Regions from separate parts of the Homo sapiens genome. Here region 2 is linked to region 1. The links are chromatin loops, found by intact Hi-C in ENCODE. Cell type or tissue: GM12878. All regions are shown on one strand.

Region 1 (8,000 bases):
CTAGTCCCTGAAATTTACTGCTGTGGGTTTTATCTGTTTGCCTTTCTCCAAAATAATACAGGCTTTCCTGCAAAAAAGGGTACAATCCAACCATGGTTCATCTGCACTCTTTCCTTTCCTATATTAGGTACCCTTAGGGTTTCTACGCCTACCTTCTTTCCTAAAGTCAGTGATTTTGTTTGTTTGTTTGTTTGTTTTTTGGTAGAGTCTTGCTCTGTAACCCAGACTGGAGTACAGTGGCAGGATCTAAGCTCACTGCAACCTCTGCCTCCTGGGTTCAAGTGATTCTACTGCCTCAGCCTTCTGAGTAGCTGAGACTACAGGTGTGTACCACCATGCCCAGCTAATTTTTTGTATTTTTAGTAGAGATAGGGGTTTCACCATGTTGGCCAGGCTGCTCTCAAACTCCTGACGTCAAGAGATCCACCTGCCTCAGCCTCCCAAAGTGCTGGGATTACAGGCGTGAGCCACCCGTGCCCGGCCGAGTGATCTTTGGGCAGAAGCTACCGAAAATAACAAAATTAGGACTTCTCTCATTCAAGGATTCATACATTCATAAAATTTTAGAGCTGGAAAGACCTTAGAAAGCATCTGGTCCAACCCTTCTTTCCATATTACAAATGACAACACTGAAACCAAAAGAAAACCAAGCAACCTGCCAAGGAGATGCTGCAGCCAGTTAGAAGCAGCACAGGTCTGGAATACAGGTCCCTGGATCTCAGTCTAGGGCTCCGGATCAATGGCTGTCAATGACTTTCAAACCTTTTGTTTTTTAAGCTGCAATCCACATTAATAAACCTAGGAGACACACACACACACACACACACACACACACACACACACACACACACACCCCCCAATATTTAAACCTTTTGATATTTTCTATTCTGCTCTATTCCATTTTATTTTTAAAAGATGTCAGTTACAACCCAGTAACTTTATTTTACAACTCACTGATAAATCATGATCCATAGCTTGAAAAACACCATCCTAGAACACCCATTTTCAAAATCTTTGTATCTCAAATTAGAGAAAGCAAAGGTGGTGGAATGGGAGTGCTGGGCATTGTGCACAACCACCACCTCTTCCCTAGACTGCAGGCCAAACAACTCGAGCAGAGCTGCTGGAAATGGTAGCATCTCAGCAAGAAAATGGCAGAAAGAAAAATGATTGAGAACTCTGCTTTAAGTGGAAACAGCCCACCTTGTCTTATCAGAAATTTCTAGAGGTCACAGACTCCACATGTATTGACTAAGCAAAGATATTTACATTCAGGAGAGGCTTTGTTTTGAGTTGTGAAATGTTGCTTTTTATCTACCTAAGAGTTGTGAGGATGGGCAAGGCTCTTTGGAGAATTTATCTAATTAAGCTTGATACTATTCTCACGAGGAAGGAAGAAGTCATGGTACTGGCAGGAGTAAGAGCAGAGCCAGGTGAAGTGAGGGAAGTATCTTGATTACTGAATTTTTTTTCTGTGTAACATGGCTTTACTCCCCTCACCTTAATCCTGCCCCATCAGGTCTTGTCTTTATTTAAAATGTTGATATTGTATACAGCATAGATATTTTGCATTAATTTTTATTAAAATATTGCGTTAAAATTATTTATTTTAATTATTACAATTTTTAGCATTCCCTTAAATGTTGCACCTCATTGACCTCACTCTAGTCCTGGCCCAAAGAGATTCTGCAGTCAGCTACTAACTAGTGCACATTAAACAAGAAAGTATCAAAAACAGACTTTCTAAAAACTGCTTCTCTAATTACAGTTTTACTAAGCACCATGAATCAAATAATCATCTTAACGTCCTACCAGCGATGTTTCAGAACTAGCAAACTCAATCATCATAAGACAAATTTTGTAGAACATCTTTCATACCTCTGCAGTTAAAAATATTTTGGAGGCAATAAGGCAGGCACAAACCATAGTTCCGGTTCTTCCTAGAAAAGAAAAGTATTTCAAGGAACATACGTGGTATAAAAATACACTCAGAAATATTCAAGGAGTGCATTTTAAGTTGATTTTTCTTTTTTTTGAGACAGGGTCTTGTGTCACGCAGGCTGGAGTGCAGTGGCACAATCTTGGCTCATTGCAACCTCTGCCTCACAGGTGAAAAATACGCAAATTACATTTACAGTAAAAATATCTCTCACCATCTCTCCATAAAAGGACACGATGAGGTTTTTACTAAATCTGTAAGAAAGCAACAATTATGTCTTTTATAATTTTTTTGGATAATAGTAAAAAAGAAAAATTCCCAACTCATTGAGTACATTAATATAACTGATTCCAAAATTGCACAAATACAGTAGGATATTTTTACACCAGTCTCACATATAAATGTAGATTTTAAAATATACATATATTTTCAAAGTGAATTCAGCAACGTAGAAACACCATGTATCAACACCAAGTGCCATTTCTCTTAAGGATGCAAGGATTTTTTTCCAAGATGGCAGATTACAGGCTTTTAGCATGCCTCAGTCATTTGGAAATAGCAAGCAAGTACATAAAGACCAACTCTGTGAGCTTTAATTCAAGAAAGAAAATGGCAATTCCCCAGAATGATGAAGGACATCCCAGATCCTGGGGAGGACATTGCAGGCAAGCAGCCCTCAGGACAGCATTTGACTGATAAAAGTGAGTGAAGCCTCAGTATGTGAGAGAGGCAGACAGCATCCCTCTGTCTCACCTTTCCACTGGAGATCCACGCAACCCGGGCAGAGGAAGAGATTGTTTCTCCCAAACCTTGACGATCATTTGAGGAAAGACTTGGAGACTTTGTGGGGGAAAGACACAGGGAAACGCTGCCGGCATTGTCCCAAACCTGGACTGGGAGCAGGACAACACTGGGGGAATCTTCCCTATCTGGCTCCACCCATCTTGTGCCCCCAATCCCCCTACCCCTAGGGCTGAGGGAGCTCAGATTAATGTGTACTCAGGAAATCAGCCCATTCCTGGGGCAGCAGAGAGCTCCTCCCAATAAACAAGGATCAAGTACACAGCCAGCAGCACTGGCAACAGCCAGCTCTTACCCATGGCGCCATCTACTGGCTTGTAGGTCAAACCACACACCCAATATAAAACCTGCTGGCAGAAGTGCATAGGGCTACAGAAGCAAAGCCAAAAGACCCTACCCAGCATGCTCTACAGCCACACCCCCTAGAGAGGAGGGAAAGGGAAAGAAGAAAAAAAATAACAATAATATTATAGAAAAGGAAAGAAAAAGAAAAAATCCTACCCAAACAAAAATAATTACACAAATTAGAAGTGCTAGCATCTCCAGATGAGAGGGACCCACGCAAGAATTCTGGCACCATGAGAAATCTGAATGTAGTGACACTACCAAAGGATCACACTAGCTCTCTGGCAATGCTTCGTGCCAAAATGAAAACTCAGAGATGACAATAAACATTTCAAAGCTTGGGTTGCAAGGAAGCTCAATGAGATTCAAGGTTGAAATCAACAAAAAGAAACTTCTACATCAATCCAGGAAATGAAGGAAGAGATAAACATCTTAATAAGAAATCAATCAGAACTTCTAGAATTAAAAAAACTCACTTAAGGAACTTCAAAATACAACTGAAAGCTTTATCAATAGACTGGACAAAGTAGAAAACATAATTTCAGAGCTTGAAGACTGGTCTTTTGAACTAATCCAGTCAGACAAAGATAAAGAAAAAAGATTTTTTAAAAGTGAAGAAAGTCAGAAATATGAGATTATGTAAAGTGATCAAACCTACGAATTACTGGCATGCCCTAGAGAGAAACAGAAAAAGAAAACAGCCTGGAAAACATATTTGATGGAATAATTCAAGAAAATTTATTGAATCTTGCTAGATAGACATCTAAGTACAATAAAGCCAGACAGCACCTGTGAGATACTATAAAAAATGAACATTACCAAGGCATATACTCACCAGACTGTCCAAGGTCACTGTCAAAGAAAAAGCCCTAAAGGCACTGGAGAAAAAGGCCAGATCACATACAAAGGTAGCCCCATCAGGATAACAGCAGACTTCTCAGCAGAAACCTTAGAAGCCAGGAGAGATTGAGGGATCTATTTTCAGAATTGTTAAAGAAAATAAATTATAATCAACAGATTCATATCCTGCCAAACTAAGCTTCATGAGTGAAGGAGAAATAAAAACATTTTTCTTTTTTTTTTTTTTAAATTTATTTTTTATTTATTTTTTTTTATTGATCATTCTTGGGTGTTTCTCGCAGAGGGGGATTTGGCAGGGTCATAGGACAATAGTGGAGGGAAGGTCAGCAGATAAACAAGTGAACAAAGGTCTCTGGTTTTCCTAGGCAGAGTGTGTGTGTCCCTGGGTACTTGAGATTAGGGAATGGTGATGACTCTTAACGAGTATGCTGCCTTCAAGCATCTGTTTAACAAAGCACATCTTGCACCGCCCTTAATCCATTTAACCCTGAGTGGACACAGCACATGTTTCAGAGAGCACAGGGTTGGGGGTAAGGTCACAGATCAACAGGATCCAAAGGCAGAAGAATTTTTCTTAGTACAGAACAAAATGAAAAGTCTCCCATGTCTACTTCTTTCTACACAGACACAGCAACCATCCGATTTCTCAATCTTTTCCCCACCTTTCCCCCTTTTCTATTCCACAAAACCGCCACTGTCATCATGGCCCGTTCTCAATGAGCTGTTGGGTACACCTCCCAGACGGGGTGGTGGCCGGGCAGAGGGGCTCCTCACTTTCCAGTAGGGGTGGCCGGGCAGAGGCGCCCCTCACCTCCCGGACGGGGCGGCTGGCCGGGCAGGGGGCTGACCCCCCCCTACCTCCCTCCCGGACGGGGCGGCTGGCCGGGCGGGGGGCTGACCCCCCCACCTCCCTCCCGGACGGGGCGTCTCGCCTGGCGGGGGGCTGACCCCCCCACCTCCCTTCCGGACGGGGTGGCTGCCGGGCGGAGACGCTCCTCACTTCCCAGACGGGGTGGCAGCCGGGCGGAGGGGCTCCTCACTTCTCAGATGGGGCGGCTGCCGGGCGGAGGGTCTCCTCACTTCTCAGACGGGGCAGCGGGGCAGAGGCGCTCCCCACATCTCAGACGATGGGCGGCCGGGCAGAGACGCTCCTCACTTCCTAGATGGGATGGCGGCCGGGAAGAGGCGCTCCTCACTTCCTAGATGGGATGGCGGCCGGGCAGAGACGCTCCTCACTTTCCAGACTGGGCAGCCAGGCAGAGGGGCTCCTCACATCCCAGACAATGGGTGGCCAGGCAGAGACGCACCTCACTTCCCAGACGGGGTAGCGGCCGGGCAGAGGCTGCAATCTCGGCACTTTGGGGGGCCAAGGCAGGCGGCTGGGAGGTGGAGGTTGTAGCCGAGATCACGCCACTGCACTCCAGCCTGGGCACCATTGAGCACTGAGTTAACGAGACTCCATCTGCAATCCCAGCACCTCGGGAGGCCGAGGCTGGCGGATCACTCGCGGTTAGGAGCTGGAGACCAGCCCGGCCAACACAGCGAAACCCCGTCTCCACCAAAAAAATACGAAAACCCGTCAGGCGTGGCGGCGCGCGCCTGCAATCGCAGGCACTGGGCAGGCTGAGGCAGGAGAATCAGGCAGGGAGGTTGCAGTGAGCCGAGATGGCAGCAGCACAGTCCAGCTTCGGCTCGGCATGAGAGGGAGACCGTGGAAAGAGAGGGAGAGGGAGAGGGAGACCGTGGAAAGAGAGGGAGAGGGAGAGGGAGCATAAAAACATTTTTCTAGAGAAGCAAATGCCAAGAGAGTTCATTACCACTAGACCAGTCTTACAAGAGATGCCTAAGGGAGTTCTAAACATGGAAATGAAAGAATGATACCTGCTATCATAAAAACACACTTAAGTACACAGCTCACAGACCCTATAAAACAACCATACAATAGAAAGTACAAAAAAACCAGCTAACAATTTCATGATAGGGTGAAAAGCTCACATGTCAATAGTAACCTTGAATGTAAACACACCACTTAAAAGTCACAGAGTGGGCTGGGTGCGGTGGCTATTCCTGTAATCCCAGCACTTTGGGAGGCCAAAGCAGGCAGATCACAAGGTCAGGAGATCGAGACCATCCTGGCCAATGTGGTGAAACCCTGTCTCTACTAAAAATATAAAAATTAGCCAGGCGTGATGGCACATGCCTATAATCCCAGCTACTCAGGAGGCTGAGGCAGGAGAATCACTTGAACCTGGGAGTCAGAGGTTGCAGTGAGCCAATATCATGCCACTGCACTCTAGCCTGATGACAGAGTGAGATTCTGAAATAAATAAATAAATAAATAAATAAATAAATAAATAAAGTCACAGAGTGGCAAGTTGGATTAAAAAAACAAAACCCATCTGTCTGCTGTCTTCAAGAGACCCATCTCACATGTAACAACACCAATAGGTTCAAAGTAAAGGGTTGAAGAAAGATCTGTCACACAAACAAAACACAAAAAAGAGCAGGGGTCACTATTCCTAAAACAGATAAAACAAGCTTTAAACCAACAATAGTAAAAAAGGACAAAGAAGAGCATTACATAATGATACGGAGTTCAATTCAACAAGAAGCCTTAACTATCCTAAATATATATGCACCCAACATTGGCTCACCCAGGTTAATAAAACAGATACTTCTAGACCTATGAAAAGACTTAGCCACACAATAGTCAGGGGACTTCAACACCCCACTGATAACATTACACAGATCATAAAGACGGAAAACTAACAAAGAAATTCTGGACTTAAATTCAACACTTGATCAATTGGACCTAATAGAAACCTAAAGAACTCCCAGCATTTTGGGAAGCTGAGGTGGGTGGGCGGATCACGAGGTCAGGAGTTTGAGACCAGCCTGGCCAATATGGTGAAAACCCATTGCTACTAAAAATACAAAAATTAGCCTGGTGTGGTGGCAGGTGCCTGTAATCCTAGCTACTCGGGAGGCTGAGGCAGAAGAATTGCTTGAACCCAGGAGGCAGAGGTTGCAATGAGCCGAGATCATGCCACTGCACTCCAGCCTGGACAACAGAGTAAGACTCAATCTCGAAAAAAAAAACACCTACGAACCAAGAAGGCCCAGATCAGATGTATTCACAGCTGAATTCTATCAACTATACAAAGAAGAACTGGTACCAGTTCTACTGAAACTATTCTAAAAAATTGAGGAGGGACTCTTCCCTAATTCATTCCATGAATCCTGCATCACCCTGAAACCAAAACCTGGCAAAGACACAATAAAAAAAAGAAAACTAAAAGGTAATCTCAATGATGAAGACAGCCACAAAAATCCTTAACAAAATACTGGCGAACCAAATCCAACAGCACATCAAAAAGTTCATGATCAAGTAAGCTTCATTCCAAGGATACAAGGTTCAGCATATGCAAACCAATAAATGTGATTCACCACACAAACAGAATTAAACAGAAACCACATGATCATCTCAACAGATGCAGAAAAAAAAGCTTTTGATAAAATCCAACATCTTTCTTGATAAAAAAAAAACACTCAAGAAACGAGGAATCAAAGGAACATACTTCAAAATAGAGCCATGGGCCAGGTGCAGTGGCTCACATCTGTAATCCCAGCACTTTGGGAGGCCAAGGCAGGCAGATCACTTGAGGTCAGGGGTTCAAGACCAGCCTGGCCAACATAGTGAAACTCCGTCTTTACTAAAAATACAAAAATTAGCCAGGCGTGGCGGCACATACCTGTAATCCCAGTGACTCAGAAGGCTGAGGCAGGAGAATTGCTTGAACCCAGGAGGCGGAGGTTGCAGTGACCGAGATTGCACCACTGCATTCCAGCGTGGGTGACAGAGCAAGACTCCATCTCAAAAAACAAACAAACAAACAAACAAAAAAAACAGGCTGGGCGCGGTGGCTCATTCCTGTAATCCCAGCACTTTAGGAGGCTGAGGTGGGTAGATCACCTGAGGTCAGGAGTTCGAGAGCAGCCTGGCCAACTTGGTGAAACCCCATCTCTACTAAAAATACAAAAATTAGCTGGGCGT
Region 2 (8,000 bases), 280 kb before region 1:
TGTCCACAGGGCCAGGTGCAGGCTGCATAACAGCATGGACTCAACAGTGAGAGTGATCAGGAAGTTCCAAGGCCTCTGTCCTGGGGTTCGGTGCGGCACAGACTTGGGGGAGGGCCGGTGTCCTTCCAGGGTCTGAGGCATCTGTCATGGTTTTTTTCTGCAGCAAGCTCTCGTCATCCGAGATTCCGAGAAGAAGACCATCCCTTCAGAGCAGCTGGTGGTGGGGGACATTGTGGAGGTCAAAGGAGGAGACCAGATCCCTGCAGACATCAGGGTGCTGTCTTCTCAGGGGTGTCGGGTAAGCGGCAAGGGGTATCCACCCCAAGGACCATGTTCCAAACCTGCTGGCTCTGGGGTCTTTCCCAGCATCAGTATAAGAGGCAGGGAATGAGGTACCCAGCTGTGAACCACCTTCAACATTTCTTCTAGGTGGATAACTCATCTCTCACGGGGGAGTCTGAGCCCCAGCCCCGCTCCTCTGAGTTTACCCATGAAAACCCCCTGGAAACAAAGAACATCTGCTTCTATTCCACAACGTGTCTGGAAGGTAAAAGGCCTCTGGCTCTCAGCCCACATGTCCACCTGTGTCCTTTCTCCCTCCTGGGCTCTCAGGTCTGTCCTTTGCCACACCCCGTTACAAAGCTCATCCCAGAGGAAGCATGGAACTGAAGGGCCTAGAGGACGATGCTTGGCCTTGGGAATGTGGTGTGCCTATCGATTGTGCCAGCCCCCAGAGAGGGCTGCAAGCTGGCTGCACACCCCTCCTGGCTGAGGACCCCTGGAATAAAGCATCTACTTCCCCTGTAGGCACTGTCACCGGCATGGTTATCAACACGGGTGACCGCACCATCATTGGCCATATTGCCTCATTGGCCTCAGGAGTTGGAAATGAGAAGACGCCCATTGCCATTGAGATCGAGCACTTTGTTCACATTGTGGCAGGAGTGGCTGTCTCCATCGGCATCCTTTTCTTCATCATCGCTGTGTCCCTGAAGTATCAAGTCCTGGACTCCATCATCTTCCTCATTGGCATCATTGTGGCCAATGTGCCCGAGGGCCTCCTGGCCACTGTCACTGTGAGTCCATGCTGTTAGACAGCCTGCACCTGGCCCTGTGGACACAGCACTGGTGCTGGGGAGGCGCCCACACAAACTGCAATCTCCCCCAAGTCCAGAGCACCACGCCCTCCCCGCCAGCGACAACCCTGGAACATTCTGCATAGACTGTTCCTTACAGAGACAAAAAATTTGTCATATTTTCAATATTTGACTGCGTTTTCCTTGAAAACGTTATGCTTTCAATCTGCAATTCACACAGCTTACTCTGCCCCATAAGATCTAGATAAGACAGACTCCACCATTCACAGGTTTTCTAGAAGCTTGATGCCTTCCGCACATTTCTTTGGCAGTTTCTACAACTTAGGCATTTAGGCACATTGCCACACTCCACTTACCTCTCTTACGAAAAAAAAAAATTCCTCCCATTTTTCCTGCCGAGGACTCCAGCCCTTTCCTGGCCAACCCCAGACCCAGCTGTTTGTATGGGCCCATGTCATTCAGTCCCTAGAGAAGAGCCCCCTCCTCCTCAGTCTCTCCTGTGGGGGTCTCAAGGGGTAGGAGAGGAGGGGGTTTATGTTTCCAGTTTTGTGACTACATGATCATTGGCCTGCTATTGTCCTGACCAAAGAAAAGAGAAGAAGTTTTTGAAGTCCAGGTCTCCTCTGACTCCAGGAGATAGTAATTTGGGGAAATTGGAGCCAAAAGAACCCTTTGAGATCTAGGGGTTTAAAAGAATCTTTAAAATATGGAGCTTTTAAAATGAAACAACATAAAGGCTGCTGAATTCCCCAAAGCAACAAGTGTGTCCTTTGGGACAACTCTTTGGCATGCACTGGTCAGTCTCTCTTACACACTCCTGCTTAGGGATCACAGGAGGCGTCGTGATTGTACGTGAACACGAGCCACAGCAGCGTGTCCGTGTTTGCTGCCCGTGGGTCCCTTGTTTTCTTCAAGTCATGAAGGAACAAGAAAAGCATCTCATATTTAATCTTTAAAAAAGGATTGTGGCATAGAGGGCTCTTGGCGGCGTATAAGCCACCAGGTCAGCTTAGCTGCGCTGACAACCACACCTCTCCCCTAAAACTAGTCCAGCTCTCTCCTAAAATTCAATCACAGCTCACATTGGCTATTTCTGTATTATTGGACCTGAGTTCAAATGAGGATTTTTCCCAAAGCGTCCTTCCCTCTCCTGCTAGGTGACCCTGTCGCTGACAGCAAAACGGATGGCCAAGAAGAACTGCCTGGTGAAGAACCTGGAGGCTGTGGAGACCCTCGGCTCCACCTCCATCATCTGCTCGGACAAGACTGGGACACTGACCCAGAACAGGATGACAGTGGCCCATCTGTGGTTCGACAATCAGATCTTTGTGGCTGACACCAGTGAGGACCATTCAAGTAAGTCTTATGGAGAGCTCGGTCTGGCCAAAGCTGTGGACTCCATCCTGGGGCTGAGCTGAGCACACAGCAGGGTCTGCAGCCAGAGGATTGCTGGACAGTGACTCATGGACGGCCAGCCCAACCCACAGCAGCCACTGTTCTTTCTCTGTCTTCCAGACCAAGTCTTTGACCAAAGCTCTAGGACTTGGGCCTCCTTATCCAAGATAATAACATTGTGTAACCGAGCAGAGTTCAAGCCAGGACAGGAAAATGTCCCCATCATGAAGGTAATGCTTCTGCAGCACTTGGTCTTAAATCACAGCCAGTTTGTAGTCACTTGCTGAGGTCTGATTGGGTGCTTGATTTCATCTCTCCAGTTGCTTAAAGTTTGTTCAGTGCTTGCAAGAGCAAGTCAGACTCACAAGACATCCAGAAATTTTTCTTTATGCACACTAGCTTTGAGAATACAAAGATGCTTAAAAGGTTTCAGAATATTGCTTTAGCGTCTTCAGAAAATTCTGGAAATGAATGCACTTCTAAGTTACTTTCCTGACTTTTCTGCCAGCTAAGTGGATATAATCAAAGTTCCTTTTAATATACACACCATTCATGGAAATTTAAAGTGTGATTGAATAAAAATAAAAGGACTCCTGTTAACTAGAATATGGCTGCAGACAAAGCTCTAAGGGGTCCTGGAATATCGGAACATACAATAAACTCTCCCCCTCCCTCCCTCTCCTCCTTCCCTTCCTCCCTTTTCCTCTCCATCTCAATGAGTCACTGAATCCCTGTTCTCCTGGCTTTTCTATTTGCCATCTGTTTCCTTCCCTGACTCTTTTTCTTTCTTATTTTTTTGTTTGTTTGTTTGCTTTTCTCTCCGTCAGACAGCTCATGAATGCTCTTTTTGGCCAATTGCTTCTTTGTCGATATCTTCCAAATCTTTATGTCCAGCTCTAATTTCTTACCTCAACTCCAACCCGAATCTCTGGCTGGCTGTGTGCTTCCGCTAGGAAGTTGCACAAATCATGCTTGTTAACTTCCACCCGTACCCAGCCTGGCTGCACATCAGTGCCTTGCCGCAATTTTCTAATTGTCTATGATATAACCATTCTATTTGTCATTGGAACAGAATATTTGGAAGTCATCTTTGACTTTATCCTTTCCTTATATCCAGTAAGCCACCAAGTTCTATCATTCTTGCTTCAAAATATACATAACTTTAGTATTTGTCAGCAGTACCTTGCATCTAAATAGCCGATTACCGGCTGATTGGAATTAAACCTCTTTGATTCCGGTTTATCCCTCCTGGGGTCTTTCTCGAATGCCACTAATTTCCCTTAATGGTGCTTTTATAGTCACTTAACTTTGCTCAAAATCTCTCCGTACTTCCCTGTTTTCTGCTTCTCAAGTCTAGACCTCAGGCTACCTTTCAGGGCCCTCCAGGTCTTGCCACACCCTCCACATCCGCTTGTACCTTGAACACTCACGGACGAGCCTGCCCCTCATGCCCCTGCACCCGCATCCTGGTTTCTGGAAGGCTTTCTTCTCTGTGTATCGGTAACCCACCTATCTATCAAGATCTAGTTCGTAGCTGCTTTTTTCCACGAAATCTTCAGTCCTCGCAGAGGTCCAGCTTCTCCAAACATCCCTAATGCCAGTAGGTGGCACTGTTGTTTACACGCTTACCACGGTCTTGCGGCCCTCCCTGATCACGTGATAATGTCTCTCCAGCTAGGTGGTAATGGGATCAGGAGGGTGTGTTTTGGGTCCTATGCTGAGGGCATGTTGGTTCATTAAATATGTGCTGCAAATATTTTTCTTCTTTGATTCCCAGAAAGCTGTGATTGGAGATGCCTCAGAAACTGCTCTTTTAAAATTCTCAGAGGTCATTTTGGGTGATGTGATGGAAATTAGAAAAAGAAACCGCAAAGTAGCTGAAATCCCTTTTAACTCTACTAATAAATTTCAGGTGAGTTTTTCCTCACAACCGGTAATCTCTGTCATCGGCAGCATGACCTTTCTACTTGCATGCATCCTTTGCTTACCTCATATTTTGAAGGATACCTGGCTTCAAAGACAGTCGTCAGGGATACAGCACCCAGGCATCTGGTCCCCTAGGTCAAGCTCCCTTGCTGGCCTCCTTCCTAACCCTGAAGCAGGGCAGAGAAAGAAAGAAAGGCAAGGACTTCATCAGGGCCTGGCTGCTCCTATGAATGAGCCATCTCTGTCACAGGCACACACTCTCTCTCTCTCACACACACACACACACACACACACTCACACCACCACTATCAGGTACCTTCTGCCGTGAGGAGCAGCAGCCATACTCCAAAGCATAAATGCCAGGTGGGCAGCAGGGAGGCCGAACACCTGCTCCTCTCACCTCTAGTGCATCAGGCCCTCGACCTACGTGGCCTTGTTCCATGTTCGCATCCGGCCTGTGAGGTAGGACTGACGAATCCTGACTCAGAGGAGGAAGCAGGCCCTTAGAAAGTGTTGAGAGACCAGAGTCACACAGCACCCAGTGTTCCCAAGCCTGACACCAGGTCCACGATTCTTCCACCATCACACAGAGGGAGTGCGGCACAGTTCAGGCCATGGGAGCAAGCCCTGCCCTTTGGGGAGACCGGTGAGCAGCCCCTGGGGTGACAGCCCCGTCGTTTTCTGGGGCCAGCCCCTGTGCTGTGGGTGGGGGTCTCCTTTCCATCCCCTGCTCAGGTAGAAGACGGCCTTCCTTGCCTGGTTATCTCAGCAAGCAGGGCTGGCCGACAGTCAGCCATCACAGCCTCCCCATGTTAAGACAAATGACAGTTGGGAGCCCCAGGTCCCCATGCAGATGGGATTTTCCACAGAGCCCACACTGGATCTGGACTTGGGCTTTGCACAACAGTAAAGTATAGAAATGGAATAACCACAACTGTACGTGTGGAGATTTCTGGTGATTATCCACCTGTCTTAGTTCGGATGGAATTTAGGGTTAGGGAAGAACTCTTTTTTTTTTTTTTTTTTTTTTTTGAGAAGGAGTTTCACTCTTGTCACCCAGGCTGGAATGCAGTGGCACGATCTCGGCTCACTGCAACCTCCGCCTCCCAGGTATAAGCAATTCTCTTGCCTCAGCCTCCTGAGTAGCTGGGACTACAGGAATGCACCCCCTGCCCAGCTAATTTTTTTGTATTTTTAGTAGAGACAGGGTTTCACCTTGTTGGCTGGGCTGGCCTCGAACTCCTGACCTCCGGTGATCTATCCGCCTTGGCCTCCCAAAGTGCTGGGATTACAGGCGTGAGCCACCAAGCCCAGCCTAGAGAAGAACTCTTGTGTTGCAAATGTCTTCTTTGTGGATAGTGAGCCAACAGAGAATCACAGTTAGCTAAATAGACAACTAACCAGAAACATATGATGTAAAATACTCAAGCCAAGAAACCACATCTCTTACGTAAAACCAAAGTGAAAATAGAGTGCGCAACAGTCCTAAAAGACTGTTTTAGGATGAGTATTATTATACTAATAATACTAGTGATAATAGGAGCTATTCTGTGCTAATTTCCACAAGTATTAAATTATTCATTCGCACGACAACACTGTGGGGTGGCTAGAGGATGAGGAGGTTGAGGTGCCGCGCATCAGTGCACAGTGTGAAGATGGGGTTAGATGATGCCTCCATCAGCAGCAGGACTTGGAGCCCTGCTGAAGCTCCATCTCCCAAGGTAAAGGCATGCCCAGTTGCAAAAGGGAGAAAAAGCAGGTTCCATGAGGCCTCATGTACAAGTTGGAGGAGAAAGTGGCTACACAGAGTGGGACTAGAAAGGGGAGAGGGGGGCCGGGCGCGGTGGCTCACGCCTGTAATCCCAGCACTTTGGGAGGCCGAGGCGGGTGGATCATGAGGTCAGGAGATCGAGACCATCCTGGCTAACAAGGTGAAACCCCGTCTCTACTAAAAAAAAAAATACAAAAAATTAGCCGGGCGCGGTGGCGGGCGCCTGTAGTCCCAGCTACTCGGGAGGCTGAGGCAGGAGAATGGCGTGAACCCGGGAAGCGGAGCTTGCAGTGAGCCGAGATTGCGCCACTGCAGTCCGCAGTCCGGCCTGGGCGACAGAGCGAGACTCCGTCTCAAAAAAAAAAAAAAAAAAAAAAAAAAAAGAAAGGGGAGAGGGGCTGTGTGAGTTCCTGCTGAAGAGGTCGGAGGTGCTGTCTGGATGCTGTTAGGGTCATTTTATATCTACACATGAGCGGTGCTCAGCCTCACCAGGGCTTTAGATGTCATGGCCTTGGAAGGAGACGTCTCTGCGGGAAGGAAATAAAATGGAAAGCCTGTGTCTTATTGATTAGAATGGTGATGCCCCAAACACACTGGTCTGTTAAGACATTTGAAACAGTTTACGGCAAATTGGAAAATGTTTTATAAAGTTTTATATAAAGATGAATGTATTTAATTTAAAAGATTATCCTTTGTAGCCACCATGATTAAGGGCAGGGACTCTGGAGCCTGCTAGCCTGGGCTCAAATCCCAGCTCAGCCACCAGATAGCCACCTATTGCTCAGTGACCCTGAGTGAAGCATTGAACCTCTGTGCCTCAGTTTCCTCCTTTGTAAAAGGGAATAATAATAGTACCCATGGCCTTAAAGTTGTTTTGAGAATAAATAAGTCGATGTGGACAGCACTTAGAACAGTGCCTGGCACGTGGTACATACCATAAAAGTGTTTCATATTATCCCTATGTTTTAAATGTAAAAAGCCTTATCTTGGCCAGGTACAGTGGCTCACACCTGTAATCACAGCACTTTGGGAGATCGAAGAAGGCAGATTGCTTGAGCCCAGGAGTTCAAGACCAGCCTGGGCAATATACCAAGACCTTATCTCTACAAAAAAAACAAAAAACGAAATTAGCTGGGCATGGTGGCACATACCTGTAGTCCCAGCTACTTGGGAGGCTGAGGTGGGAGGATTGCTTGAGCCTGGGAGGTCGAGGCTGCAGTGAGCTGTGATCGTGCCACTGCACTCCAGCCTGGGGCACAGAGTGGGACCCCGTCTCAAAAAAAAAAAAAAAAAAATTTAAGAGAGAAAGAGAGAAAGAAAAAGAAAAGGCCTATATTTTAGAAAGTGATAGAGCTGGGAGGTTTTCTGTTTGGTTTGGTTTTTGTTGGTTGGTTGGTTTTCTCAATGTCTTTACTTGATCATTAAAAAAAGCAGCAGCAGCAGCTGGTAACCCTATTTGCCCTATACTTCTTTTTGTACTCATCTTTGATACCCAGAAGTCTAAGAAATACTGATTTGTAAAGAACTGTTTTACCCAAAATTGTAGCACTTTTCTTTGCAACTTATTTTCTCCCAAACACTCCAGCTTCCTGAGATTCCTCTTGAGTGCTTAGAAGAGTACCTGGCTTATCAGAAGGGCTAGATAAGAGTTAGTCCTTTTATTCTTGTATATCGATTTTTTTTGCATATCTTATTAGGATGGATCTAGAAGTAGAATTGCTGGGTCAAGAGCATTCCTATTAAAATGGAGACTCCTGTGACTCGGCTGTCTTCCTGAAACATTATACGTGGAAGTGTCCACTTCCTCACAC

What was found. Peaks named below come from ENCODE experiments on the same cell type or tissue, not always from the same donor. Only the 100,000 strongest peaks of a DNase experiment are listed, where the experiment ranks them.
Region 2: a loop joins it to region 1, with 13 times the contacts of the local background. A loop is called at or near these places in 19 of 110 quality-filtered maps.

The regions. Positions count from the first base shown.
Region 1 is chr13:24,965,514-24,973,513 of GRCh38, forward strand. It overlaps the pseudogene TPTE2P1. Among named protein-coding and RNA genes, the nearest start is that of CPAP, 47 kb to the left of the region's middle. RefSeq lists an enhancer at 4,082-4,989. In GM12878, a CTCF peak has its summit at 3,055 (motif pointing left); no DNase peak of the experiment used is centred here; H3K4me3 peaks cover 436 bases; H3K27ac peaks cover 361 bases.
Region 2 is chr13:24,690,175-24,698,174 of GRCh38, forward strand. It overlaps ATP12A (ATPase H+/K+ transporting non-gastric alpha2 subunit), which reads left to right. Exons shown (of 23, transcript NM_001676.7): 6 at 164-298; 7 at 430-547; 8 at 808-1,076; 9 at 2,255-2,453; 10 at 2,613-2,722; 11 at 4,270-4,404. Among named protein-coding and RNA genes, the nearest start is that of ATP12A, 14 kb to the left of the region's middle. RefSeq lists an enhancer at 3,619-4,818. In GM12878, a CTCF peak has its summit at 4,106 (motif pointing right); a DNase peak (open chromatin) is centred at 4,108.